Linked DNA regions of Mus musculus: region 1 is linked to region 2. A link is a loop called in an ENCODE intact Hi-C map of the cell type or tissue named here. Cell type or tissue: heart. All regions are shown on one strand. Links, peaks and the distances in the headings refer to the core of each region. The heading gives the core; the rest is flanking DNA.

Region 1 (5,382 bases), core at 183-5,182, 550 kb before region 2:
TACATAGACAAAATGCTCTAAATAAGATTCATAGCATCTTTCTTTTATCAAGCCTCACGCTAGTGATGGGGATCCATCCAGACTGTGTTAGCTGAGTACAGATGGATGGACCAATGCATTATGTGACATCTGAGGATCGGAACTCACTCTATGATAACAGGCGTGGCTAGCTTTATCTTTGGTGGAATCTGCAATCTGGAAATGTACCCTCCACCAATCATGATATTGCTGTCAAGAGCCTTGCATCCTTCTTGAACGGCTGTCTTAGAGTTACTATGGCTGTGATGAAACACCATGATCAAAAACAAGTTGGGGATGGAAGGATTTATTTGGGCTTCCACATCACAGTTCATCAATGAAGGAAGTCAAGCCAGTAACCTGGAGGGAGGAGCTGATGCAGAGGCCATGGCAGGATGCTGCTTACTAGCTTGCTCCCCGTGGCTCGTTCAGCCCACTCTGGTATAGAACTCAGAAGTATCAGCTCAGAGGTGGCTCCATGATGGGAGTCTCCCAATCAGCAGCCAGGAACTGGAGAGATGGCTCCGTAGGTAAAGTAGTTGTCATGGAAGTGAGAAGATCTGGGTTCAGATTCTCCTACACGTACGTAAACCCAAATGAAACACTGCACACCAGTAATCCCAGAGCTCCCATGACAATCTGGGAGGCAGAGAAGCTTGAAGTGTAGCTTGCCTGGTCAACCACAGGGACAAACAAACAAACAAACAAACAAACCCAATAAATTTTGTCTCAAACAAGGTGAGAGGTGAGAACAAAGACTTGAGATTGTCCCAGGATTTCGCACACATACCCAAACACACTCACACTTAACACTCACACACATACATATTCGCATACTTACAAACATGTAACACACACACACACACACACACACACACACACGCACGCAGAGTTTTCTGTTTGTTTGTTTGTTTTAAAACACCTGTGTCTGGTGTTACAGGTTGAGATTCCAGGCATAGAAAAAACAAAACAAAACAAAACAAAAACAAAACAAAGAATTCTATTTTCTGATAACTTAAAAATATTTATTATGACACTAATGAAGGCAAATAACCACTTTAAGAGTGACCAAGTCCCAGACTCTGGGCCGTATTTGTGTGAATTTTACCACTTAATCTTTAGAAGGCTTATGGAGTAGATCTTTGAATTGCTTGATGTGAGAAAAGCACTGTTCACAGTCCTGCCTTTAGGATATGGCGAGCCTCGTATCTGAACCCCATTCTTTTCTTTTCTCTTTTGAGCCCATGGAGCACAGACTGTGCCTGCCTCACTGCGGCTGTTCCTTATGTTCTTTTTCTTAGGAAAAGAAGAATCACGAGGTTCCTTTTAATCCCAGAATTCACCTGGCTTGAGCGCATGCTCTGTGATAGGAATGTGAGCTGCCAGAAGATGGGAGGAGCTTGCAGTGGGAACAGGAGAAACTGAGACCGTGAGAGGGTGTGACTGGGCGACTTACCACCAGCACGATCTATTCCTACCATACACATTCCCAGACTATCTAGAAACCCTCGCATGCAAGGATAAATTGCTAAGAATTTATGCCCCATGACCAGAAAGACTGTGGCACAAACCGTTTTAATTGTGTTGACCCAATAAGATACGAGAACGAAACTATTTTCCCCTGGAAAGAGAAATGTTAGCATTTCAACCAGAGCAGCCTTTCAAGCTTCTCCAAGTGCCACATGGCGCTCTGTGATTTTCTAATAGGAAATGTCCCCGCCACTGACATCCTACTGCAGAACAAGAAGACAACACTACCAAAAAGGGGGTTTCTCCAATAGTGTCTCATGTAGCTGTTGAGATGTTCTTGGGTTCAAAAATAGTCACATCCACTCAAAAGTCCTCCAAGTTAATTTCAGCTTTGTTGTTATTCCTGGCCTGGCCCCGATCCAGAGTACAGCTCTTAACATCTTAGGCTGCTTCACCTTGGGGCTGAAGGAGTCCTTCTACATGGATAGGGGGGTCTACTGAGTCCCTGGAGCACACTGTGGTATCCAGTTTTTCCCTCAGAGACCCCTGAATGTTTTGAGGGTAAGTCGTGACTGAGGAGAACTCTGGGGAACCTTTAAATAAGAACAGGAAAAGCCAAAGCACACAGAGCGTGCGTCCTGAGGAGGAAGCTTGTTTTAAAGGGTTTTTTTTTTTTTTTTTTTTTGTACTTATTGACTGTCACGGGGAGGGCAGGGTTCAGTGTGAACAGATTTCCCTATGACGGGAGAGAAGGCAAGCTTCCTCACAAATGAAGTCATGCTCCCTCTACTCCGCTGCTGCGGGGAAGTGATGCTTTTCTAATTGTCTGCCTCACTTCCTTGACACTTTTCCTCCTTCAGATCAGGGACAGTTTCCTGGGGTCAAGCACGCAGCAGGCTCCAGCCCAGCGTGTTAACCAGGAACTCAGGAGCCATGGCGTCCTTCAGACGGGACTTGTGGCTCAGGATGGAGTCTTCTGATTTGGGACGTGACAGTTTGAGGGAGAGTGGACACAATAAATCTATCCGCTCCGTGGATCTGCATTTAGTGGTATCTGCTGCCTTTTATTGGACAATAACCTGTGTCTTCAGGAAGAGCTTGACCGGTCACATGAACCCTATGTGTGCTTGCCCAACCATCAGAGATTTTTGTACAGAGGAAGTGGTTTAGCTCAAAGCATCGTCATCACCAAGAGTAACGCTGGGTATTAGATTAACATCACGTCAAATATGTCCTCATATTTGACTTTCTATAAGTGATCGCATAGCCTCGTTTTTACTGATAAGGAAAGTAGAATTAGAAAGATTGGGAAAATCTATTTAAGATTTTCAATATTTTGGTTTATATTCTTCCTTAAAGCGGGTCTCAAGCCGGGGATTCCAGGAAGGGTGTGATTGCGAACCAGTGGGAGAACTGACAGTCTGTAGGGAGACTAGAAAACAGGAGGGGACATAGACCTCAGCGTTCTCTCTACTGCTATGTGTAATGCATTTTTATGCCACTTTCTGACAGGCACTAGCTAAGAGTGGATGGGTGGGGAGGGTTTTATTTTAAAGCCTGGGTAGAGCTTTTTCAGAGCTTCAAAGCAACCTTCAGGGAGGTACAAAGGGAGGGGAAGAGATGGGAGGGAGAGAGAGAGTCTGGTTGTTGAAACACTGGGCTGCCCTGAAGTGGAAGTTAAGCTCTGTGCTTTGCACATTTAGAAGTAGGGACAAGTCACAGACCTCCTGAGTTCCTCTTGCTGAAAGACACCCAGTTCTGAAATCTGATAATATATAAACCAGTAAGACATGTAGAAGACCTCTGAGACATAATATTTCTGGGGGTAACAACTTAGTTGGATACATGACCACCAAAGGCACTTTCTTTTCCCTATGATTTTTTGCTATCAAACTGTTCCTCACTCATTGAGAATTGTCATCCCTTACTGAGACCACGATATACCCCCTGTGGCCATGCTAGGACTGCTCTAACACAATCCTACTGAGGAACTGGCTTCAACAGTTATGTCTGTCTTCTCCTGAGTTCTCTCTGCCTGCCTTGTGGGTGGCCCTCGTTTCCCTTTCCGTATGTTTACTCTTGTATCTTTGGCCCTTCTTGCAAGGTTACTGCCCCCATTGGATTAGGGGCTCTGTCCTTAATACCTCCTTTAATTGCATCTACGTCCTTAAAGGTCTGTCCCAGTATATTCACGTTGAGTTTCAGAGGACAGCATTAAGTTTACAACATCTGACCTTCCCCAGCCAAGTCTCCTCATTCTTCTCATTCTTCAGGGCAGTGGAAAAGCTTAGCACTCCCGACGCCTTCTTGTCTGGAGGTAATGTTTTTTAAAAGCCCACCATTTCCCACATCTCCTTACACTTCCCAGGGTACCTTAAAGTAAATAGCCAGTTTCGGGAATTTTCTAGATGGTAGGAGGTCCAGAAGAGGCTTGGCTCAGCTGATCTGTTGTACTTGTTATTCTGCCTAGGGGACCGGGGCTAGGACTTATGCATTCATAATTCTCCAACATTCCTTGATACTACAAATGTAGTCTCCAAAAAGGTTGGTCCATTTTATACTTGTACCTGGTTGCCAGCTAAGCACAAACCCCTCTGCTTCCTGTGTCAAAACCGTATAATCGGTAAGAAACCACTGTTTCCTTTACCAGATTAGTTTGTGAAAACAACCCCCGCCCCCAAATCAATACTTCTACATCCTTAACTACAGTGCACAGACCATTCTGAGAATACAGAATTATTTCTAATATCCTTATGTATATGTTTATATTTAGCCATAGGACTTCATATAATTTCTCTCTTGAACAATTTGGGGGAAATTTGAGCATTTTAAAGAATACTTCTTTGCCCTTCCTTTTTGTTCTCCTTCTTCTTTGCTCGGGTGGAGCAGGTCTGTCCCACTGAAGCTTCCTCTGTAGCCTACGCACACATTTATAAGATGAACCTGAAGTGTGTGTGTGCATGTGTGTGCATGTATATATGTGTGGATTTGTGCGTGTGTGTGTATGGGTGTGCATGTGTACATGTATATGTGCTTTGTGTGTGTGTGTGTGTGTGTGTGTGTGTGTGTGTGTGTGTGTGTGTGTGTGTATGATGCAATCAAATCATCATAAACTGAATTCTTATTTTATGCCCTGCCTTGGAGATGTAGCAGATCAAGTTTTGGGTTTCTGTTTTATTTTTGTTTTGTCTTTAGGCCTTCAGTGGCCAAAGGTTAGAATATTTCAAATTTGTTTTCAAGTGTTATTTCCTTGTGAGATTTAACATAAGATTTAAGATAGAAAGGATTCAGAGAAATGATAAAAGCAATGAAAATTATTAATAAACATGAGAGAGAAAGCCAAAGAAGGCAGTATTATTAAATCTAAACGACAAAGCTAAAGAAAAATGACACAATTACTGTCAACTCCCTGAGTGTTTTCTTAACAAGAAGCTGTATAAAACTGTATAAAGGGGGATTTGTGATCTTTGAGGGGGAACAAGGACGACTGAACATTTTTCATGTTTCTCCCCCTTTGTGACAACCTGAGGAACCAGATCGGATGCTACTTTCTCACAATTGTCTGTCTCTTTTTTAGGATAATAAAAACTTTGATCTTTAGGGATTTTACCTCCTGGTTTTGAACCTCAGAGGAAGCACCACGTTTTGTGGTTGTCCAAGGTTCCCTTCAGTACACGTGTGCTGAGCTATATGACCATTTCTCAAGCACAGTGGTAGGGATCTTAAGACTCTTAGTGCTTGAGATGCTGCTATGTGGCAGACACAAAGGGCTTTACTTTATCTTCACTTCATTTCATACTTTCAACTACCTACAGGTCAAATAACAGAGAGTCTGATTATTTAAATGATATAACTCTCCTGTCCAAGAATGACAGTAGTATGCAGATTCAAACC
Region 2 (5,382 bases), core at 74-5,073:
TATGTTCCCTGTCATCCTGAAGCAGCTAACTTGTTAGAAGAGTCAAATAACTTACAAAGACACAGTTATAACAACACCTAGGTAGTAATAGTCTGGAGGCCTGTGACTGGGCACTCCAAGTTAACCGTGTCTGAATCAGCAGCCTTTATATGGTTTCTCTCTCTCTCTCTCTCTCTCTCTCTCTCTCTCTCTCTCTCTCTCTCTCTCTCTCTCTCTCTCTCTCCCTGCCAAGATTCATGGATTCGGGAATCAAAACAAACAAATGGAGCACCTAGCAGCACTCCTTATTACCCACTAACAACATTTTTGTTTCCTGTCCCTTTAATTGTATGTTCCATTCATCTAGAAATCTTAGTTCTTGAGAAGGTGGACACTTCTGCCTTGAGGCACAACAAACATTCCATTGAGTAAAAGTTAAGACTTCTCCATGGCCACGTTGTGCTCTTAAGTCAACACACTAAGCAAGAAGTCACAACTTCAGCAGAGATGAGTAGTCCAGACTGGCAGTGTAAAATTAGACTGTTTCTCTACAGGTACATCTTGAGAGCAGGAGACACTCTAGGGCATCAGTTCTCAACCTTTTGGAATCAAATGACTCTTTTACAGAGGTTACCTAAGACCATCAGAAAACATAGATATTTACATTATGATGCTTAACGGTAGCAAAATTACAGTTCTGAAGTAGCACAAAAATAACTTTATGATTGTGGGTCACCACAACATGAGGAACTGGATAAAGGGTTGTAGCATTAAGAAGGTTGAAAACCACTGCTTTAGGGCATCTCTTGGTGCTGGCATGGCCTGGTATTCAAGTCAATGGGATGTACCAATCCAGGCAGGATGACGAATGGCTCAAACCCATTTGGAATGAAGGTGCTGGTCACCTCTCCAGGTAAAGAACAAAGAGAGCCAAGGTGCTTGTTGAGGAAACACATGAGTAGTAGATAAAGATAGCAATAAACACAGCTCTAGGCCATGCGACCTGTTACAGAGACCATGATTGCAGTCATCACATGTTTCTGTTCTACTTTGTTAAGAAAATGCTTACTCAGGGCTGGAGAGGTGGCTCAGTGGTCAAGAGCACTGACTGCTCCTCCAGAGGTCCTGAATTCAATTCCCAGCAACCCTCAGTAATGGGATCTGATGCCTTCTTCTGGTGTGTCTGAAGAGAGCAGCAGTGTACTCATATACATAAAATAAATAAATCTCTTAAAAAAGAATATGCTTACTCATATATACACATATATTGAGTAGATATTTTTGTTTTCTTTCCTCTTCCATTCCCCTTCTATGTTATAGCATCAACTGAGATGATATCAGGAGTTCTGTTTTGTTAACTGTATTATCATATCTAAGTATGGGACATTAAAAAAAAAACTAAACATTTTTCAGGTAACTTTGCCATCTGTTCTGGTGGCGATGATTTAGCATAGTTCAGCTGTATGTTGGATACGTATATCATTTTAGGTAGAATGATACCTTTGTTATTCTCTTCATTTGGAAATAAGCATAACTTAAGGAGATGTGATTGAGTGTCAAGTTGACAACGGGTGGACATACGATAGTAGGTCTTGTCAGGTTGACAGAATCTCGAGTCCATTAAGGGACATGCCCCTTGGAGAGCTCCCCAGGAATTTTCCAACCCTCAAGCATTGAAACAATTAGGACATCCAGATTTTTGAGAAGTTAGTGAGTTCTCAGACACTCTAGCATGTACACAGCCATTGTCAGCCTACTGAACCCTTTTAATGCATAGCATTCCAGGAAATCCTCTTTTCTAACCTCTACCCACTCTATCAGTTCTGCTCCTGCAGAAAGCCCTGCCTAATATGGTGTCTTAGCATGAACACTTGAATACACACACCTTCAGCTTCCCAGATGCTCAAGGGCAGCCCTGAAGCCCTGAGATGCCAAGCTGGATGCTGCTGCTTCTCATCTCAACCACCCATTCTTAGCATTTTTTTCATCCTGTGCCATTTGTTTAGATGGATAGTGAATTTTAAGTAAGACATCTAAAGTCCAAAGGTGATTTAAATGTGTTCTAGAGCAGTCATGGTCTGCAGAATCCCTGGTCTGGTTCGGGTATAAAGAACTGGTTTCCTACCCAGAAGAGATCACAGTTCCTTTGTTAATGTCATGATCAATACTATTGAGCCCTGGAGATGGGCTCCATCCCCTCCTTCTCTGCCTGTTCACATTCTCATCACCGCTAGAAGTCTCATATCCAAGGTTATGATGAATCCAGTCCCTTCAGGCTTCTACCACTAATCACATCTTCATAAAGTTTAATTTAACGTAACACTGCCCTCTTGTGCCTCAGCACACAAGGGGCCTCTGTGGGGGAAAGGTTTACTTTTAATTAAAAGTGAAACATACCTTTGGCACCTCAGTAAACTCTGTGTTGTTGGAGGATATTTCTAGCTTAACTCCCCCTCCTGTCCTATAGCTCACTCCTTTATTCCATTGGTTTTCACAACTGATAATTGCTGGCCATGGAAACCAGCTACACGGGCCGACTTAAACATAAACCCACATGTGATTATTTTAAAGTAGCATATGGACGGAAATAGCAAACAATGAATCCAGGCTGCCCAGGAATGATGACTGCAAGAGAAACTGAGTAAGAAACCAGGAAATGAAAAGAAGGTTATTAAATAGACTTGCCACAGCTGGCTTAGCGATTCCAATAGACTGGTTAACGGGAAAAGCAATCAGTCCCGAGCCCCGTAATTACTTTTCTGCTGAGTTCCAGTTCCATAGCTCCGTGTTTGCAGAGTGTAATTAGGAGCTCCGGTCACAACCTAAAACTAAACCCAATAAGAGCGACCAGACTTTTTAGAACAGCGGCATGCTCAAGAAACCTCTGAACAGTGTGTCTCCTAAAACTGATTGTCAGTAATCCTTGGTTTTATTTTTAAAAACATCTTTTTCATAAGGAAGAGGGCAGGACTTAACTTCAAAACAGGTACAAACCGCCGTATTTTGAGCCTAACTCCTGGCTCAGAAATGGAGCCAGTATTTTTCTCTTGATTAGCCACAACACAGCACTGGAGTGGGAAATGCCTAGACAACCGATTCAGCAAACTTTGATGTCACTGAGGCAGAAAGGATGCAGGCAAGCCAACCTCTAAGTTAACATAATAAAAACCTAACCCAGGTGTCTGCAGGCTACTATCTCAGTCTTCCAGAGACAGAGCTGCGGGAGACTCTGCCTTCTCACCCTCTAGACCCAGCATCCACCTCTGGGGTTATCTTAGAGATGACTGTTTTGGCCAGCAACAGATGCCTGAAGATTAGGCAGATAGGCATCTGGGGAAGGAGGGTGGCTATAAAAATGTTCATGAGGCAGACATAGTGACACAGGCCAGTAAGCCCAGCACTTGGGAGGTGGGGACTGAAGATAACAAGTTCAAGGCAAGAATGGTTTGCAAGGTGAAAACCTGTCTCAAACAACAGCAAACTGTCCCTGGTTTCTACCCACCCCCTTCTTGCTCTCATCTCTCAGGCCTCCCTTTGTTTACTGGTGAGTTTCCACTGTTGCCCTGTTGCCAGACCAGTCCAGACCACCTGGACCAGAATCTCTGCTTTTCTTTGCTAGGATTAGAAACCCAGATTCACCTAAGACTTTGGAAATGCCAGTTATCCTAAACTACCAGACCTTGTGCTAAACCAGGTCCGATGAGTGCATCAGACACACTAGCTTGCTGGCTGCTCATCAGTCATGGAGAGTGGGGGTGGGGGAAACTTTGTGGAAATCCACAGCCCTGTAAAGGTACAGGTCTTTTAAAAATGAAAACAAAACCAGCGGAGTGAAAAAGAGGCTTTATGGTAGTTTTTATCTTTAATTTTGTGTGTGTGTGTGTGTATACCTTTGTGTGTGTGTCCATTTGGGGGGATTCATGTGTGTGTGTGTGTGTGTGTGTGTGTGCACTAAAGGTTGATGGCAGGTGTCTTCTTTGATAACTCTTTACTTAGTAAGACAGGGTCTCCAGGTGAACCCAGAGCTTATCCACTTAGCTAGCCTAACCTCAGGTTGCTGTGCGTATCCCTGTCTCAGTATTCAACCCAGTGAGTGCTGAGGTTCTGAACTTCAGTCCTTAATGTTTCCAGGGGAACACAGGGAGCACTCTGTGAAGCCATCTCTCCACTCCCATCTTTTGCCCACATTCTCTCTGTATTTCCTTATTGTCCCTACTCTAAGAAAGAAGGGAGGGGGAGGGAGGGAGTTAATGGTAGATAGACTGATTAGATAAATAGATAGATAGATAGATAGATAGATAGATAGATAGATAGGTAGGTAGATAGATAGATAGATAGATAGATAGATAGATAGATAGATAAGATAGATAAGATAGATAGAATGAATGTGTGGGTGGATGAAACTAAGGGACAGTAAGACTTTTGAGCTAAACACCACACAGAAATATTACTTAAATAAAATCCTTGGAGTTGTTTAAAATAACTTTAGTTAAACACGCAACAGACATCAAGCATTTCAAAAGTAAGGCTCTTCCTCCTAAGGCCACTGCTTTGACTTTAGCCACACTCATGAGGTGTGTGAGGCTGCGCTCTGCGGTTCTGTGTGTGTTCTTCTCTTTCAACCACCTTTCTGCCCTTCCCAAAGCTCATCAGGTGCTGTCAGAGACAATGATAACGGAAAACCAAGACAGGTGGACGTTATTAAGCATTTTCTACTCTTCAAGGACTCTTTTGCTTTTATACCCCATAAGCTGCAAAATAACATGAATGTATGTTACATATGGGGAAACTGAGGCTAAAGCAGTCCTCAGCTCAAGATCAAGCAGCTAGGAAGGAGCTAGGAACATCGAACCCTGGAATGTCCCACTCTAAAGGTCATGCTCTTGGCCTTTGTGGCCCAACACCTGCTGGATAATATGTTCTGATCACCCTTGAAAACCCTTGGGCAATCATTTGGGTATACGTTAGCTCCTTCCCAGCTGGTTGGGCATCTGGGATCTTCTCCATGGAAACCTCCACAGCAGAAACATCTCTGAAGGTCTTAAGGATGAAACTCCCATTCTGTTTGGCCAACCTGCTTTCCTAACCTCTGGTACCCTTGCCCTCCTGGGCAGCCTTGCCTTGAATTTCTTCATTTGTCTTATCATTTTAGTTTGCAGAGGGAAGAGGCCAATGCATGTTTTGCAGTTATCAAGGTGTGGATTCATTGAATAATCCAAAGAATCCAGCAATGACCCTCTGATACAGCCAGGAAGTATTCCCTACCTGGCCCCCATGTTGTAATCTCTGGAAGGATAATGCTTTGAGGAAGAGACCAAGAAGCCCTTGACTATCTTCCCTAGCAGTTCTATGGTCACTCAGATGCCCTCTGCAAAGTAAGACTATAATTCACATATTTAACCA

The links. A loop is a pair of places that touch in the nucleus more often than their neighbours do. Peaks named below come from ENCODE experiments on the same cell type or tissue, not always from the same donor. Only the 100,000 strongest peaks of a DNase experiment are listed, where the experiment ranks them.
Region 1: a loop joins it to region 2, with 2.7 times the contacts of the local background. A loop is called at or near these places in 1 of 42 quality-filtered maps.

What each region holds. Positions count from the first base shown.
Region 1 is chr6:92,986,150-92,991,531 of GRCm38, forward strand. All of the region lies in intron 1 of 9530026P05Rik (RIKEN cDNA 9530026P05 gene), which reads left to right. Among named protein-coding and RNA genes, the nearest start is that of Adamts9, 45 kb to the left of the region's middle. In heart, for the core only: no CTCF peak of the experiment used is centred there; DNase peaks (open chromatin) are centred at 1,872 and 2,322; H3K27ac peaks cover 2,465 bases.
Region 2 is chr6:93,541,152-93,546,533 of GRCm38, forward strand. No RefSeq gene overlaps it. Among named protein-coding and RNA genes, the nearest start is that of Gm22312, 34 kb to the left of the region's middle. In heart, for the core only: a CTCF peak has its summit at 2,323 (motif pointing left); no DNase peak of the experiment used is centred there.